Linked DNA regions of Homo sapiens: all the other regions are linked to region 1. The links are chromatin contacts, found by Hi-C or POLR2A ChIA-PET in ENCODE. All regions are on one chromosome and are shown on one strand. Each heading gives the region's core, a stretch centred on a gene start or an enhancer-like site at or near the end of the contact. The rest is flanking DNA. Distances are from core to core; before and after follow the strand shown.

The links. A loop is a pair of places that touch in the nucleus more often than their neighbours do. ChIA-PET counts read pairs that join two places held with the same protein, here RNA polymerase II (POLR2A). Pooled maps may share reads with other maps.
Region 2: a pooled map shows a loop between it and region 1 (6-fold over the local background). The contact joins the promoter of ZNF592 here to the promoter of WHAMM in region 1. A Hi-C loop is called at or near these places in 2 of 37 single-sample maps with no recorded cell type and 8 of 50 pooled maps. POLR2A ChIA-PET finds 5 or more read pairs at or near these places in 1 of 52 experiments (naive thymus-derived CD8-positive, alpha-beta T cell).
Region 3: a pooled map shows a loop between it and region 1 (7-fold over the local background). The contact joins the promoter of TMC3-AS1 here to the promoter of WHAMM in region 1. A Hi-C loop is called at or near these places in 4 of 50 pooled maps.

Annotation. Positions count from the first base shown.
Region 1 is chr15:82,807,314-82,812,412 of GRCh38, reverse strand. WHAMM (WASP homolog associated with actin, golgi membranes and microtubules) reads right to left here and starts at 2,785. Exons shown (of 10, transcript NM_001080435.3): 1 at 2,078-2,785. The coding sequence starts at 2,686. RefSeq lists silencers at 1,880-2,049, 2,270-2,379, 2,400-2,529.
Region 2 is chr15:84,745,695-84,750,793 of GRCh38, reverse strand. ZNF592 (zinc finger protein 592) reads right to left here and starts at 2,202. Exons shown (of 11, transcript NM_014630.3): 1 at 2,130-2,202. RefSeq lists enhancers at 1,231-1,310, 1,839-2,678, 2,751-3,050 and silencers at 1,711-2,200, 2,261-2,680.
Region 3 is chr15:81,321,957-81,327,055 of GRCh38, reverse strand. It overlaps TMC3-AS1 (TMC3 antisense RNA 1), which reads right to left and starts at 2,723. Exons shown (of 7, transcript NR_120365.1): 1 at 2,495-2,723. It overlaps STARD5 (StAR related lipid transfer domain containing 5), which reads left to right and starts at 2,915. Exons shown (of 6, transcript NM_181900.3): 1 at 2,915-3,055; 2 at 4,108-4,157; 3 at 4,516-4,648. The coding sequence starts at 2,957. RefSeq lists a silencer at 2,374-2,423.

The sequences.
Region 1 (5,099 bases), core at 1,536-4,035:
ACTAAAAATACAAAAGATTAGCCGGGCGTGGTGGCGGGCGCCTGCAGTCCCAGCTACTGGAGAGGCTGAGGCAGGAGAATAGCATGAACCCGGGAGGCGGAGGTTGCAGTAAGCCAAGATGGCGCCACTGCACTCCAGCCTGGGCGACAGTGCCAAGACTCCATCTCGAAAAAAATTTTAAAAAAAGACCTCATAAAACATTACAGAGCTGTCTCCAAGTACTTCAGCATGTTGATTCTCTTAATGCCCCAGATTAATATTCCCATGAAGCCCTTAGCAGTCACCTCATTTACAGAGCCTCAACTGTGGTTCCAGTCTCTGCTGGTTACTGCTTCTGCTGCAGGGCAGAAAATAAACTGAACAGTGTATAATCTAGGTGGACTCACTTGGCAGGAAATTATTTTACTCCCAGAAGAAGAGAAATAAAATCAAATAATATAGATTTTTTTCAACCAATACATTCTTAAATTCTCCTATTTCCATCCTTCTGCTTAAGGATAAAGTGATCTACTTTCAGCTATAGTTTTTTATCCAGGTAATAATATTATGGGTTTTTTTTTTAAGTGAAAGCCTCACTGAACAAAATCAAAACACACACGCAAAAGTAAACTTAAGGCAAGTGATACATTTCAGCCTTATTTCTTAAACTATTCAGAAAAATTCCAGAGTTAAAACATTCAGCTTCATTTTATATATCCTAGCAATACTAGCAATTGGTCTAATTCTAGAATCAATTGCTTTTCCATTCTAAATATTAAAATTATATATTTGAACACGTTTTGAATTTAAGCTTCCTCTCCCAACCCCTCATTTTTAAGTTCCAGATAAATATGTGAACTACACTAACGTGAACGGCTAGCTCAACAGTATGAACTACATTCATGCTATAGTACCCCAGAGTGAACTTAAATTTGGGAAAACTATAACTTTTCTGATAGTATTTACTACAGTAAAATACATCATAAACATGTTCGATTTTAAGGAGAAACCACCTATCTCTGTGAGAAACCGAGTGTGTAAAAAACAAGTCTGATACAAAATGATATCATTTTTGAAACTCCCCTGTGGGTTCCTCATATCCTAAGGTGAAGACGATAAAGTTGAAGATCAAACGCTGACTGGCCTGAAACTCCCCTGTGGTTTCCTCATATTCTAAAGTGAAATCAACACGAGAAGTGGGTGTGTAGATATTTACACATAAAACCCACAGTACAAAAATGACCCCACTAACGAGCTCCTTTTATAAAACCATTTTAATTTGGAAAGCTTATTCTACATTTAGCTTAGGCTGAATTCTTCTCTTCACTTCCCCTTCCTCAGAAGAATGCACAGAAAAAAATCATTCAGGTTAATAACAGCAGTGAGCCGAGACTCCAGCCTGGCTCTCCTTAATAAACTGTGGGTGTGGACTTAGAAGGCATATTTTCTCCTAAACCCTTCTGTGAACTTGTACTTCCCCTCCCCTTAGGTTCAGTAAGTTTACCACTCAAATAATTACTCTCTCTCAAACTACCTCTTTCAAGCTTAAAAGGGCACTAATGCGGTCATTCCAAACTGATGAATAAAGTTCACCTTCTGCCGGCTTTCCATTTGACCAAGTATATATTACTTAAAACAAAACACCCTATCTCCTAAAAGCCATTTCTTCCTCTAAACCATTTTATCCCATTTGCGACGTCCCCTCATACACAGGAATTGCTTACATTTAGTCCGTGTTATTCTTTCCTACATGGATGGGTTGTTTTCAGTCTTGCTTGCAATATTTCTGGCATTTCCTGTTACAACATCCTGCTCTGCCAGCATCTTCAGGGCAAAAGTTGGGGGCCTAGCCCAGCTCCCAGCTGCAAGTACACTAGGCTCTAACTTCGCTTGTCCTCTCTGCAGACCCTCCCGCAGCTCCCGCCGGTTTCCCGCAGCGGTCCCGCGCAGGTGACGGCACTGGGGAGCCCGCGGCCTTCTCCGCCCGCCGGCTCCTCCCCGTCAGCCGTCAGCCAGGGCTCTCGGCGCCGGGGGAGCCTCCCACAGTGTCCCAGGCCATGGAAGCGCGGACGAACGCCGGCGACCGGGCCTCGCTTACCTGGCGCAGCCGCGCGTCCGCCTCGACCCACCGCGCGCGCAAGGCCCGCTCCCGGAACTCGCGCGGGCTTTCGCAGTCGGCCGCGCCGCCCTCAGCCGGGAAGAGTGCGTCGCGCACTGTGGCGCCGCCGCAGCCGTCGGCCGCCGCGCCCAGATAGCGTTCCAGCTGCCCGCACAGCTCCTGCAGCGCCGCCTCGCCGGGACCCGCGCGCGTCGGCCACAGCAGCGCCCACAGCCCGAGCCCCAGACCCCAGGCCCCGCCGCCGCCCACGTCCAGCTCCGGCGGCAGCCGCGGGAAGCAGCGCTCCAGAGGCGGCCACAGCGCCGCCAACTGCCGGTGCGCGCCGCGGAGCCCCGCGGCCGAGAGCAGGCCGGCCCAGCTGGACGGGGAGACGGCGGCCTCAGGCTTGGGCTCGGGCTCGGGCCCCAACCGGGCCCCCTCGCGCAGCCGCCGCTGCTGCGCGGTACGGTCGTGACAAGTCACAGCGAACTTGCCCTCCGCGCCGTTCCAGGCCACCAGGAAGCGCAGCCGGTGCCTCTCGGGCTCGGCGAAGAGGCCCTCCCGGACCGGCACCCAGCCCTCCAGGCTGTCAGGCTGCTCGTCCTCCATGGCTGTCGGCAGCAGCGGCCCTAGGGCTCGGCGGGCGCGGGCCTGGCCTCCTCGCACCGCCTGTCACGGGACAGTCCGAGCCAAATCATTTTTCGCTAGAATCGAAACCGCGTCAGTGCCCCAGCAGCACCCTGGCCCCCGGCACTTCTGATTGGCTGGCTGCCGGAGGTGGGGCTTACAAGAGGCATTCGGGGTTGGTTGGGTGATAGACGAGAGGGCCAGCGACAACCAATGAAAAGGTGAGAAGGTCTCCCTCAGGAGTCAATCATCTCGCAACCTGTTCAGGAGTCTGGGAAATACAACTCTTGCCTCACCTTTTCCACCCAATACATACGGACGTTGGAAAAATATCTGTTGAATCGGCGAGTTATTGTATTAGTCTCCCACACTAAACTATGAACTTGAGAACAGGGACCAAGCTGATTTTCTTTTCTATCATCAGGGCCCTATTGAGTACATGGTTCACGCCCTTAAGAATGTCACAAATGCGTTGGGGAGATGAAATATAAACTCGATAGTCATTTATTGAGGGCCTCTAAGTGCCAAGTACTGGGCAAGAAGCCGCAAATTTATTTTTGTCAATTCAACAAACTTTTATTGAGTGTCGGCTGTGTGTCAGTATTGAGGGGGTGGAGTAAGAGGGGGAATTCAGGGCACTGCAGCTCCCAACCAGGGTGTTTAAATACAATCTGTGTTCTAACTCTTCACTTTAGAGTTAAGGAAACGGAGGCCCAGACAAACTTAAGATACACCGACACTCGGGCTCGACATGCCCCCCTGGCTACGGAAGGCCTGTTTAAGGAGATATCAGGAAATCCAGTTTACGTGTCAGGGTGGAGCTAAATCTGTTCATGCAACAAGCACCAAGACGGCCCTAGTCTCTGCCTAGGAAATGTGCAGTGTAGACTGAGAAATACAGTCCATGTCAGCTCCCATCCTGGGAGTGCACTGAGACAGGTGGTGGGAATGGGAGGAGGAAAGGAGGGAGATGCCAGGAAGCTGGGATCAGGAGCCGTTTGCCAAAGCAAGGCCTGTGAGGTGTTGATTCGGGAACAAGTGAAAGTGTTTGTGAAGGTTTTGAGCTGGGAAAAGTTGGAATCAGATTTTGTACTTGCTGTTATCCCCAAGGGTAAACAATAAGCAAACGAAAAAATCAGGGCGAAGCTAAAGCTCTAGTTAGGGCATCTCTCTGCCTTGAAAATGACCTCAAGAAATCTAGGAACCTCTGTGGAATGCAACTTGAAGATGGAAAGGTGCCTTTGTCTGAAGGTCCCTCCCCTTTTATGCCTGCTGCCGGTGTGAGGGTTGGGGATTGGGCCCTGGGACTCAGTCACTCAGTCTTCTTGGAGAGATAAACTTTTAGCTGAAGTGATTGATTTTCCCCTATTTTAATATACTATTTTAACTAATATGAGTTACTTATGATTTTTAACAGTCTGTTTTAAATATCTTTCTTGTATATTCCTCACATTATATCTTTTTACTATCTGCTTTATACTGTGTTATTTCTGTTAGTTTTCTTATCTATTTGGTTTTTCAAGCGGAAACTGTCAATCTTTCTAATTATAAAATTGTCGTGGGTGGCTGGGTGCAGTGACTAACACCTGTAATCCCAGCACTTTTGGAGGCCGAGGTGGGCGGATCAGTTGAAGTCAGGAGTTCGAGACCAGCCTGGCCAAAATGGCCAAACCCCGTCTCTACTAAAAATACCAAAAAAAAAAAAAAAAAGAGAGAGAAAAAGAAAAGTTAGCCGGGCGTGGTGGTGCATGCCCTATAATCCCAACTACTCAGGAGGCTGAGGCATCAGAATTGCTTGAATCCAGGAGGCAGAGGTTACAGTGAGCCGAGATTGCACCACAGCATTCCAGCCTGGGCGAAACAGTGAGACTCTGCCTCAAAAAAAAAAGAAAAGAAAAAATAAAATTATCCTCTCTCTATATATTAATATATGTCTTAGTCCATTCAGGCTGCTATAACAGAATACCATTGAGTGGGTGGCTTGTAAACAACAAACATTTATTTCTCATGGTTCTGGAGGCTGGAAAGTCCAAGATTAAAGCACCAGCAGATTCAGTGTCTGGTAAGGAAGGGCTGCTTCTTGGTTCGTAGATACCTGTATTCTTACTGCATCTTCACATGGAAGAGCTCTCTGGGACCCCCAATGTAATGGCACTAATTTTATTCATGAGGGCTTGCCTTCATGACCTAATCACCTCCCAAAGGCCACATTTCCAAATACCATCACATTGGGGATTTGGTTTCAACATGGGAATTTTAGGGGAATATAAACTGTCTATAGCATATGTATATATATGTATGATGGTTAATTTTAATGTGTCAACTTGATTGGGTCACCAGGTGTTTAGTCAGACATTATTCTGGGTGTGTGTGTGTGATGGTGTTTCTGGATGAG
Region 2 (5,099 bases), core at 953-3,452, 1.9 Mb before region 1:
CTCCTTGCTACAGTCAGCTCCACACATGGTTAACTCTTAACCCTCCTTCAGATCTTGGCCTAAACATCACTTCCCCAGGGAAGGCTTCCCTGAGCCCCCAACTCAAATCGGTCTCTTACCCCTCTCTTCAGCTTTCTCTTCTTATATTCACTATAGTTTGAATTATTAGTTTACCACTTCCAAGTTTTACTCGAAAGACACCTTCTTAGGAAGCCTTCCCAGGCCACCGTATAATATAAATTCAACTACCACCCCTGATACCTCAGATTCTCCTTCCCTGCTTCCTTCTTCTCCTTAGCATTTCACACTTTTTAACAGACTATATTTTTGTTATATATTTTATTTATTGTCTTCTCCCCCACTCCCAGGAAAGCACCACAAGGGCAATCATTTTTGCTTTCTTTGTTCACTGCATCTAGAACAATGCCTAACACGTATTTGTTGACAAATATTTGTTGTTGAATAAATTTCCACGACTATTTATTTATTTTGAGATGGAGTCTCACTCTGTAGCCCAAGCTAGAGTGCAACGGCACGATCTCAGGTCACTGCAACCTCCGCCTCCCGGGTTCAAGCAATTATCGTGCCTCAGCCTCCCAAGTAGCTGGGATTACAGGCATGCACCACCACACCCGGCTAATTTTGTATTTTTTTAGTGGAGACGGGGTTTCACCATGTTGGTCAGGCTGGTCTCGAACTCCTGATCTCAGGCGATCCACCCGCCTCGGCCTCCCAAAGTGCTGGGATTACAGGCGCGAGCCACCGCGCCCGGCCACGACTATTAATTATTAGACTTTCCCAATGGCTAAGAACTAAAACATGGTATCTTTCTGGCTTACCAATGTACTCCCAACACCTAGCTCAGTGCCTGGCACAGAGTAAGTGCTCAGTAAAAATTTATTTAATGAATCAAAGCCACAACTAGTTGAAAAATTGGAAAATGATCAAAATGGACGCACTAGCACCACACTTCTGCCCCTTTCACTGTGTAACGTAACAGTGAGGTTGAGGAAACAGACTACTAAAATACCACCAAGCATCCACCAGGCCAGGAATCTGTCTGTCCACATCCTCCGCACTCTGCCACACTGTGCACCACACTGCACCCGCGACAGAAGCACCCTACAGGCCCTCCATGAGCACAGGCCTGAACTCAAGTGGGCAAACCATAAGCCAAATACCGTCTTACTCCCCAAGTCCCATTCTTCTACTGCCAGTCCTATTCTAGACTAGTCCTGGATGCCAAACATGCTTCCCTGGGTGGGCCTGTGGACTTATTCCAATCCAGGACCTTTAATGCCACCTTTGGCCTACTCAAAAAATGGTTTAAAATCCCTAAACAGCTTCAATAATCCTGCAGTACTCAGGAGCAGGCATACCTAAGGTCATACGGACCCCTCCCCCTCACAAACGCTGATCCAAGGCCAGGAGGCCATCTGTCCAGCAGACGCTCTCCTGTCCTCCCTCAGGTCACACTGAGCCTCCCGCCAACCCCCTCGTTGGCAGGAAGAGCCCTTGCAGAGAGACAATTTTCACCCTGATCAACAGGCCTGGTCACCCCTGAGGACCCCAACTCTGGAGCTCTAGGAATACCTGTCTGCTCCGGGAGAAACCTTCCTCAGGGTCAGAACTTGGGCTCAGGGGAGGGGAGTACTGAGGAGCGCCAAAGAGGGTCGTTCCCCGAAGTGTCTGCCCTGTGACGGCGACAGCTCTTCGGGCGGCGGGGACGGTCGGGCTGACAGGCCGTCCCAGAGGGAGAAAGTGGCACCGTTATCCGTGCCCGGGCTGGGGGCCGCCGGCTATCGCCGAGGGCGGCCGCACGTCCCGCCCAGCGCGGAGGACAGCAGCGTGCCCGGCCTGCCAAGGAGCGGCGGTCGCAGCGGCGGTCGCAGCGGCGGAAGGGGCCGGCGCCCGACGGCCGGGGGCGGGGTGGGGTGGCGGCCCGGGCCCGCCAGGCGGCGGTCGGGGGAAGTGGCTGCCGCCTCTGGCGGCGGCCAGGGTCCGCCAGGCTGCAGGGCCGGGCCCCGGCTCGGGCTCGGACTCGGTCCCGGCTGCGATCCTCCCGGGCCCAGGCTGGGGCTGCCCCGGCCCGCAGGCCCCGCTCGGCCCGGCCCGCGGGGGGCGCTTACCTGGCGGCGGCGGCGGCGACTGCAGGCCAGAGTCTCGGCCGCGCGCGTCCCCAGCGCCGGCTGCGGGAGCCACAACATGGCGACGGCGATGGCGGGCGGGGCTGCGGCTCCGGGGGCGGAGCGGGGGCGGGAGCCGGCCTGGCGGCGGGACCTGGCTGGGGCTGCCGCGGCGGGGGATTGGGGGGGGGGGGGGGCAGGCGGAAGGCGACTCGGACCTGGGCACCGGCCCAGGACGGTGCGGTGGAGGGGCTGCCCCGGCCTGGGCCCGGCCTCCCGCCTCCCGCCTCCCGCCCGAGGCGGGCTGCGCGGCGCAGGCCCGGCGACGGCGACGACGGCGGCGGCGGGTAGGGCGGGGCGGGACGCGACGGGACGGGGCGGGGCGGGGACGGCGCCGCTCAGGGCTGGACCCCCGACCCCGGCCGGCCCCCGCCCGGCTCCAGTCCCCGCCACCCGTGCTAGGCACCCTGTGCGGTCGGGCAGGCAGCCGCTGCCAGCGACCTGGGCCTCTTGTCCTCTGACGCGCCTCGGGGCAGGGGCAGGGGCCGAGGCCGCCCACTAGAGGAACAGGATCTGCCTACGCAGCTGTCTCGCCCGGCAAAGAGCGCCCAGGACCCGGGACTGCGTCCTCTTCACTGAGACCTGGCGCATAGGGGGCCTAGTCGAGGCTGTTAAGTGAAAGCAAGCAGGGGTGGCGTGGGCCTGGCGCTCAGGTGCGCCCTAAATGTTTGGTCATAGCTGGCTACAAGGACATTCGCGCAGGCTTGGAGGTGCGGGGCAGCCTGACGTGTTGCCTCTGGGGTAACCGAGGGACGCGCGGCAAACAGAGATGGAGGACTGGCAACGGGTGCCTCGAAGAGGTAGACTGGGAGATCTCTCAGGGTTACTGGGGAAACGATGACTGTGCAGGGTGAGAACTCAGTGAGTCTGGCAGAAGGCTGGGAGGGTGACCGGCAGGACCTTCCAAGAACCCGGCGTACCTGGAAACTGGGTCCGCAGCATTAGGGCGGCAGCAAGGTCAGGGTGTGGGAACACGGAGATGAGGCCCTGGTGACTAGGAGTGAGCACACACTGCTAACCATGGAGAAATTCCTTCTCCAGGAAGGAGATGCAAATGTGCAAGATGGCTGGAACTAACATGCAGCCGGAGCCTGCTGTGCACCAGGCACAGAACTGAGTTGAAGAGCTTGTCTAAAGAGTATGTTAGCCAATGAAGCAATGGAGTTAATAAAGGGTGATGATTTCAAATGTTTGGCAGTGAGAGAGAGAAAAGTAGGCCTGGAGCTCAAGAAGTACCAAGAGTAAAGGAGAAAGTTGGGTCCTACTGTGGAAGCTGAGGCAAAAGCATCCCTTAAGCCGAGAAGTTTGAGTTCAGCCTGGGCAACATAGCGAGACCCTCCCTCTCTGCAAAAGAGTAAAGGGAAAAGTTGATTGTTTTTTGTTTTTTTTTTTTGTCTTTGGAGACGGAGTTTCGGTCTCGCAGCCCAGGCTGTAGTGCAATTGCGTGGTCTCGGCTCACTGCAACCTCTACCTCCAGAGTTCCAGTGATAATCCAGCCTCAGCCTTCAAAGTAGCTGGAATTACAGGCGCACGCCACCATGCCTGGCTTTTTTTTTTTTTTTTTTTTTTTTTTTTTTTGAGAGAGAGTTTCGCTCTTGTTGCCCAGGCTGCAGTGCAATGGCACAATCTCGGCTCACTGCAACCTCTGCCTCCTGGGTTCAACCGATTCTCCTGCCTCAGCCTCCCGAGTAGCTGGGATTACAGGCATGCGCCACCATGCCTGACTAATTTTGTATTTTTAGTGGAAATGGGGTTTCAACATGTTGGTCAGGCTGGTCTCAAACTCCTGAACTCAGGTCATCCACCCGCCTCGGCCTCCGAAAGTGCTGGGATTACATGCATGAGCCACCGCACCCGGCCCTAATTTTTGTATTTTTAGTAGAGATGGGGGTTCGCCATGTTGGCCAGGCTGGTCTCGAACTCCTGACCTAAGGTGATCCACCTGCCTTAGCCTCCCAAAGTGTTGGAATTACAGGCATGAGCCACCATGCCTGGCCGGTGATTTTTTTTTTTTTTTTCCTAACTTGAGTGGGGAGACCTTAACTAAAGGAGCTGAGAGGGGAGAATGGCAGATAGATGTAGGATAATTGATGGTGCAAGAAACCAGAAAAGGAAAAGTAGATGGGAAGGGGGAAAGGGGTGAGCAAAAAGTCAGAGAAGTCCGCCTCTTCCTACAAGATTTAAAGAGTGCATAAAGATTGAAATATTTTGAGGTAGGGAGGCATGCATGCTTCCATGGATCAGCTGCCTGGATTACCCTCTACAATCATCCTTAGGGCAGCTGGGGTCACTGTCCTTTAAAATTTAAGTACAATTGACTCCAAACCTGTGTACCACTTAAGAAACCCAGCATACCTGCCAATATCTCCAGAGTTTCATTGGGAACTTACATTTCTCCTAATTATCTCAGGCCCTAATTTCTTGTTTGCAAAAAATATTGTGCTCTTTGGAAGATTTGTCACCATATCCCAGATATTAGTCCATTTATATTACCTCAAAATATTGCACCCTACCTATAAGCAGGAAAAATGCCCAATATTATATTATTATATTATAGTTATATGATTGTTAAATAAACTAGAGTTTGTGGCCATTAAAAATCATGGTAAATAAAAAGATTTAATGATGTGGGAAATCTTTATAATTAAAAGCACATTATAAGGTGATATAGCAGATGGTAATATATAAATATACATAAATAAGTATAATGCGTAGATTTTAAAATGAGACTTTTCTTCTGTGACATCTATATTTTCTTATTTTTATAGTGCATGTATATTTCTCCTGGAAGCAGGGAAATGGTATCTTTAAGTAGCTTTTAAAAGTATTTTTAAGAAAGGTGTTTTTTAAAAGATATTTATGGGGTTCGAAAGAAAAAAATATTAGGGCTGGGCATGATGGCTCATGCCTGTA
Region 3 (5,099 bases), core at 1,474-3,973, 1.5 Mb after region 1:
AGTGCTTAGGATAGTGGCTAGCAAGAAGTAAGTGCTGAGTAACGATTAGCTATTGCTGAGTAAGCAATAAACATACCGACGTGCTTACATTTGTAGATTCACATAGCACCTGCCCAAGCTAACTTAGTAAATATGCATGCAATTCTTCATCAGTGTCTAAGTGGAAAGCAGATACTCCACTCTATTCAGGGCCTTGTAAGACTGGAGCATGTGGACACTTGGGCCCATCCCCTCTATAGTCTGTCTAGTGGTGGTGTTGAGTTAGAAGCTACTGGGCTACCTGCTCCCATATACACCTATTAATTGTATTCACCTGGGACTTTGATGAAGTCTGGTGGACAACTGGGTGACTCAGAGCCCTCTCAGGACCTTGTGGGAAGGGCTCTGATCAGTGGAATCTCCAGAGCTCAGTCATTCCTCCATCCCCTTCAGCTCCAAACTGCAGCCTCAGACAGACTACAAAATAGATTTCTGTCCCAGGCCCCTGGCAAACACTGTGTGGGCAGCTCTCACCTTCCCTCTGTTCCAATCATCTGCTCACTCTGCCCTGTGCCGGCCTCCGGTGATAAAATAAATGAGTGTTCTGCTTGAAGGCTGCCCTGACCTCACCAATCTCCTACTTCCAGTTTGTCACAGGCCTCGGGGACAGTTTGCTTCTCCAAATATTTTGTATATCCAGACGTTCCCATTTCCTAGGAGCAAAATAGTGCTACTATAGTCCTGCAGGGGGTCTACTCCATCCCCACTTTCCACCATCTGGGCTAGGTTATTTTGATGGCTACATAATATTCCACTAAGTGGATGTTCTATAACTTTGGTTAATATACTGGTAAATAGGTTACTTCCAGTTGCAAGATTAATTTTATGCATCTTTGTGCAGGAAGAGTCACTGGATCAAAGAACAAGTAGAGTAAAATTTTAATATATGTTGTTATTCTGTTCCCAGGAGGTTGCATACATTTGTACTCTCATCCGCTGTGTAACAACTATTTCTCCATACCCTCACCAACACAGGGTATAAACAAACTTCATGTTTGTCCATCAATAGGTTTTAAGAAAAGCCTCTCCTTGCTTTAATTTTTAATTCCCTAACAATGAGTGAGGTTCTGCATCTTTTTATAGCTTTGTTAGCCATGTCAATTAATTTTTCCACAAAGTATCTTTCCATGTCTAATGCATTCTTTTTGTTTATGGGGTTGTCTGAAAATTGCTTAATGATTTGTATGAGCCCTTGGTTCGATAAGAAAACTTATGTGTTAAAGTGTGTCCCGATTTTTTTCTCATATTATCTAACTTTTTATGAAATTTTGATGTGCTTAATTTTTTAATGGGATTAATTTACTAGTCTTTTCTTTTATGGGTCCTAAGAGTATTTACATGCGTTACTTCCCTCTCTCTTCACAAGGGCATAGGGAACATTTATTTGTTTGTTTGTTTATTTTTATTACTTTTTGAGACAGGATCTTGCTCTGCAGCCCAGGCTGGAGTGCAGTGGCGCGATCACGGTTCACTGCTGCCTCTGCCTCCCGGGTTGAAGCGATCCTCCCACCTCAGCCCCCCCAAGTAGCTGGGATTACAGCCCCGCGCCACCATGCCCGGCTAATTTTTGAATTTTTAGTAGAGACGGAGTCTCGCCATGCTGCTCAGGCTGGTCTCGAACTCCTAGGTTCAAGTGATCTCCTGCCTCAGCCTCCCAAAGTGCTGGGATTACAGGCGTGAGCCACCGGACCCCGCCAGGAACATTTATGATGTATCCCATTTCACCTTGGAGTAAACTGAAGCTCAAAGAATAATGAGTGAAACTGGGTTTAGATCTTGAGCTCCCTAATTCCCCATCCAGGTCTTCTTCACAGCCTGGCTGCCCTTCACATCTTCCAAAAAGGTCTTTCAAGTTGTCAATTTGTTTACACTACTCTTCCAAACATTTATATCGAAAGTTTAAAGGAAACAATAAGTACATAAAAAAGAAAGATAAGAAATAGACCTCAGTATTAACCTTTTCAAATATTTAGTTGGTGATAGCGCAGAAGAGGGGAAACCGAGGCTGTCCTTGCCATTCACGCTGTGAAGATGCGACCCTGGCTCACTCCCCGCAGCTCCAGGGCAGCTGGAAGCAGAGAACTCCCATATCTCTAATAAAGCCGGGCCTCTCGCAGATGTCAGCGCATTGCATTGACTCCTGGACACCTGCACTAAAGGCCCTTCAGGCACCTCCAACTAAATATGCCCAGAACTGAACTCACCCTATCTCTTCTCCATCTCAGGTAAGCTGCCAGGTGGCCAAGGCTGGGAGTCATGATGCTTTCTCCTTCTGAACATCCACAATCGGGGGCAGAGACCTTCACCTTCCATCTCCTAAACACTCTACGATGGGTCCTCTTCTCTTCACCCCCACTCCCCGCACCCCTGCCACACACCTCTCCCACCATTGCACGCGCCCAGTCTCCACGCGCATTTCCTCTCCCACCCTGCAGCAGCCGCCCTAGCATATTACCTCTAATGCAAATCGCACCACTGTCCCGCAGGCTGAAAGCCTCGGTGCACTCAGGACAAGAGTCCACGCTTCTTAAACAAACGGTCGACGTTGTCCGCGACCTGGCCCGGCCCAACGGGTCAGACCGTCATTGGCCATCTCACAGTCCCGGCGCTCCAGAGCCCCTCCCACAGCGGGACATGAAGGAGGCGGATACGGCTGGACCTTACCCGGCCCGCCCAAGGCGTCCGGGACCCGCCCAGGCGCTGACGCTAACTGGAGAGCCTGGCCCCGCGGTCTCCTTGTCCTGCCAATCTCCGGGAGGCGGGATCCGTCTGAGGGCCTGGACCAATTCGGGAGCGGGGGCGCGGAAAGAGGCGGGGCTACGAGCTCCTCCCAGAGCTCCAGCCTCCAGGCACCCGGGATCCAGCGCCGCCGCTCATAACACCCGCGACCCCGCAGCTAAGCGCAGCTCCCGACGCAATGGACCCGGCGCTGGCAGCCCAGATGAGCGAGGCTGTGGCCGAGAAGATGCTCCAGTACCGGCGGGACACAGCAGGCTGGAAGATTTGCCGGGAAGGCGTGAGTGAGGAGCTGGGCGGGAAGGGGTCGCGGAGACGGCTTCGTGGAGCCCGGGTCCCCAGAAGCCCCCAAGCGCCTCCTCTCCCCGTTGTTTTCTGCTCCCCAATCCCCTGGACCCGATTGAGAGGGATTCCAATGGGGATTGTTTTCTTCTTTAAAAAAAAGATTGGGCCTGTTATGCTCACAATGACTTCAGGTGGTAAGTATCTGTTCCTTTCACTCAGTGACTTGCCCAAGGTCACCTGGCTGTTGAATGCTGTTTAGGACTGGATGTTTCTGTGACAGTGGTAAAAGTAAATAAATTGCATTTAAGGGGTAAGCAGGTGTTTAAAAACAAAACAAAATGAAAGAATGTGGTCGCAGCTAAGGAGGTTTTTACATGTTGTTTAAATCCAGTAAAGTCTGATCCAGCATCTGATGCATACTAAGGTTTTCTTCTGTGTTCATTACAGCATGAACCCCTCTCTTTGTCGTTGCCAGAGGGTAGCATGGGAGTAGTTTTGCTTGACCCTTCTGACTTTTCATTACAGCATGAACCCCTCTCTTTGTCGTTGCCAGAGGGTAACATGGGAGTAGTTTTGCTTGACCCTTCTGACTTTTCATTACAGCATGAACCCCTCTCTTTGTCGTTGCCAGAGGGTAGCATGGGAGTAGTTTTGCTTGACCCTTCTGACTTTTCATTACAGCATGAACCCCTCTCTTTGTCGTTGCCAGAGGGTAGCATGGGAGTAGTTTTGCTTGACCCTTCTGACTTTTCATTAAGTAGCCCTGGGTTGCTCAAGGAAACAGAATGCCTGGTGGCTTTTAAGATAATTTTAAAAACCACCCACGGCTCTTGGAGTCAGCCAGTTAAGATCTTTTTCTTCATCACATTCTGCTGTGGGGACAGCTTTGCCCAAGACTAGTCCCAGCTTTTCCACGTATGGGTTGCACAGCCTTGGAGAGTCGTATCTCTTGAGGCCTCTTACCCCTCTTCTGTAGAACAGGGGATTAAGCCAGGTGACCAGAGCCCTTCTAGCTCTAAAATTCTGTGGTTCTGTGCCTTTTGACAGAATGGAGTTTCAGTTTCCTGGAGGCCATCTGTGGAGTTTCCAGGGAACCTGTAAGTGCATGCCTCGTTCAAAGATTACCAGAGGTGCCGCACCCTTCCTGGTATCTTTATGGGCCTGCCTCCTAAAATATTCAAATCAACCCTATAACCTGTGATCACTTGTCCTCCAGAAAAGCCTTACTGTTTTTAATGAAATCATTTCCAGCAAACTGTATTCTTGTGAAAGCTTACTGTCCATTTCTGCAGGCCTGAAGGGAGGCGGGGCTAGTGACTTTCAGCCCCTTCTCTGCAAGTCTGTCCTAAAGAGTAGTGACAGACATGGCATGGTCCACCTTCTAGTCCTTAGATACAATCTCAAGATAACAAGTTTGATTGATGCGTTGGGGTCAAATTCCTTTTCGTGCTCCAGGTACCGAGGAGAAGGCATTGTATATGGGACACTAGAGGAGGTGTGGGACTGTGTGAAGCCAGCTGTTGGAGGCCTACGAGTGAAGTGGGATGAGAATGTGACCGGTTTTGAAATTATCCAAAGCATCACTGACGTAAGTCTTTCCAAGCATGTTATCTCTAGATAGTGTCTGGGCCAGGCTATAGTAACCCCCTCCCATTTCTTCTGGAAGGGGTCCGTGATACCTTTTGTTAAGGGGGTGTGTCCTGCAAGCACAGGCTGCCCACTGCTTGCAGCATTGGAGGCCTGCCTCAGCCCAGTTTCCCGGTGGGAAACCTCATGACTCAGAGAGGGAGAGAAGCCCCAAACAGAGTCTCTGCGGGGAGCATACCTGTTCCTTGTGTGGGGCTGCTGCACTAGGCAACACAGGATCCTCAGCCCCTGGCACCCACTTCCCTGAAGCCTGGGCCAGTAGCAGCTCCACGTACCTGCATGACCCCAGTTACCCTCTGGTATGAGGGTCTTCACGCTTTTTGCTTACATGCATCCAACAGATTTTTGAGAAATTATGCATCATCCTCACACATCCAGTTGATGTCTATTAA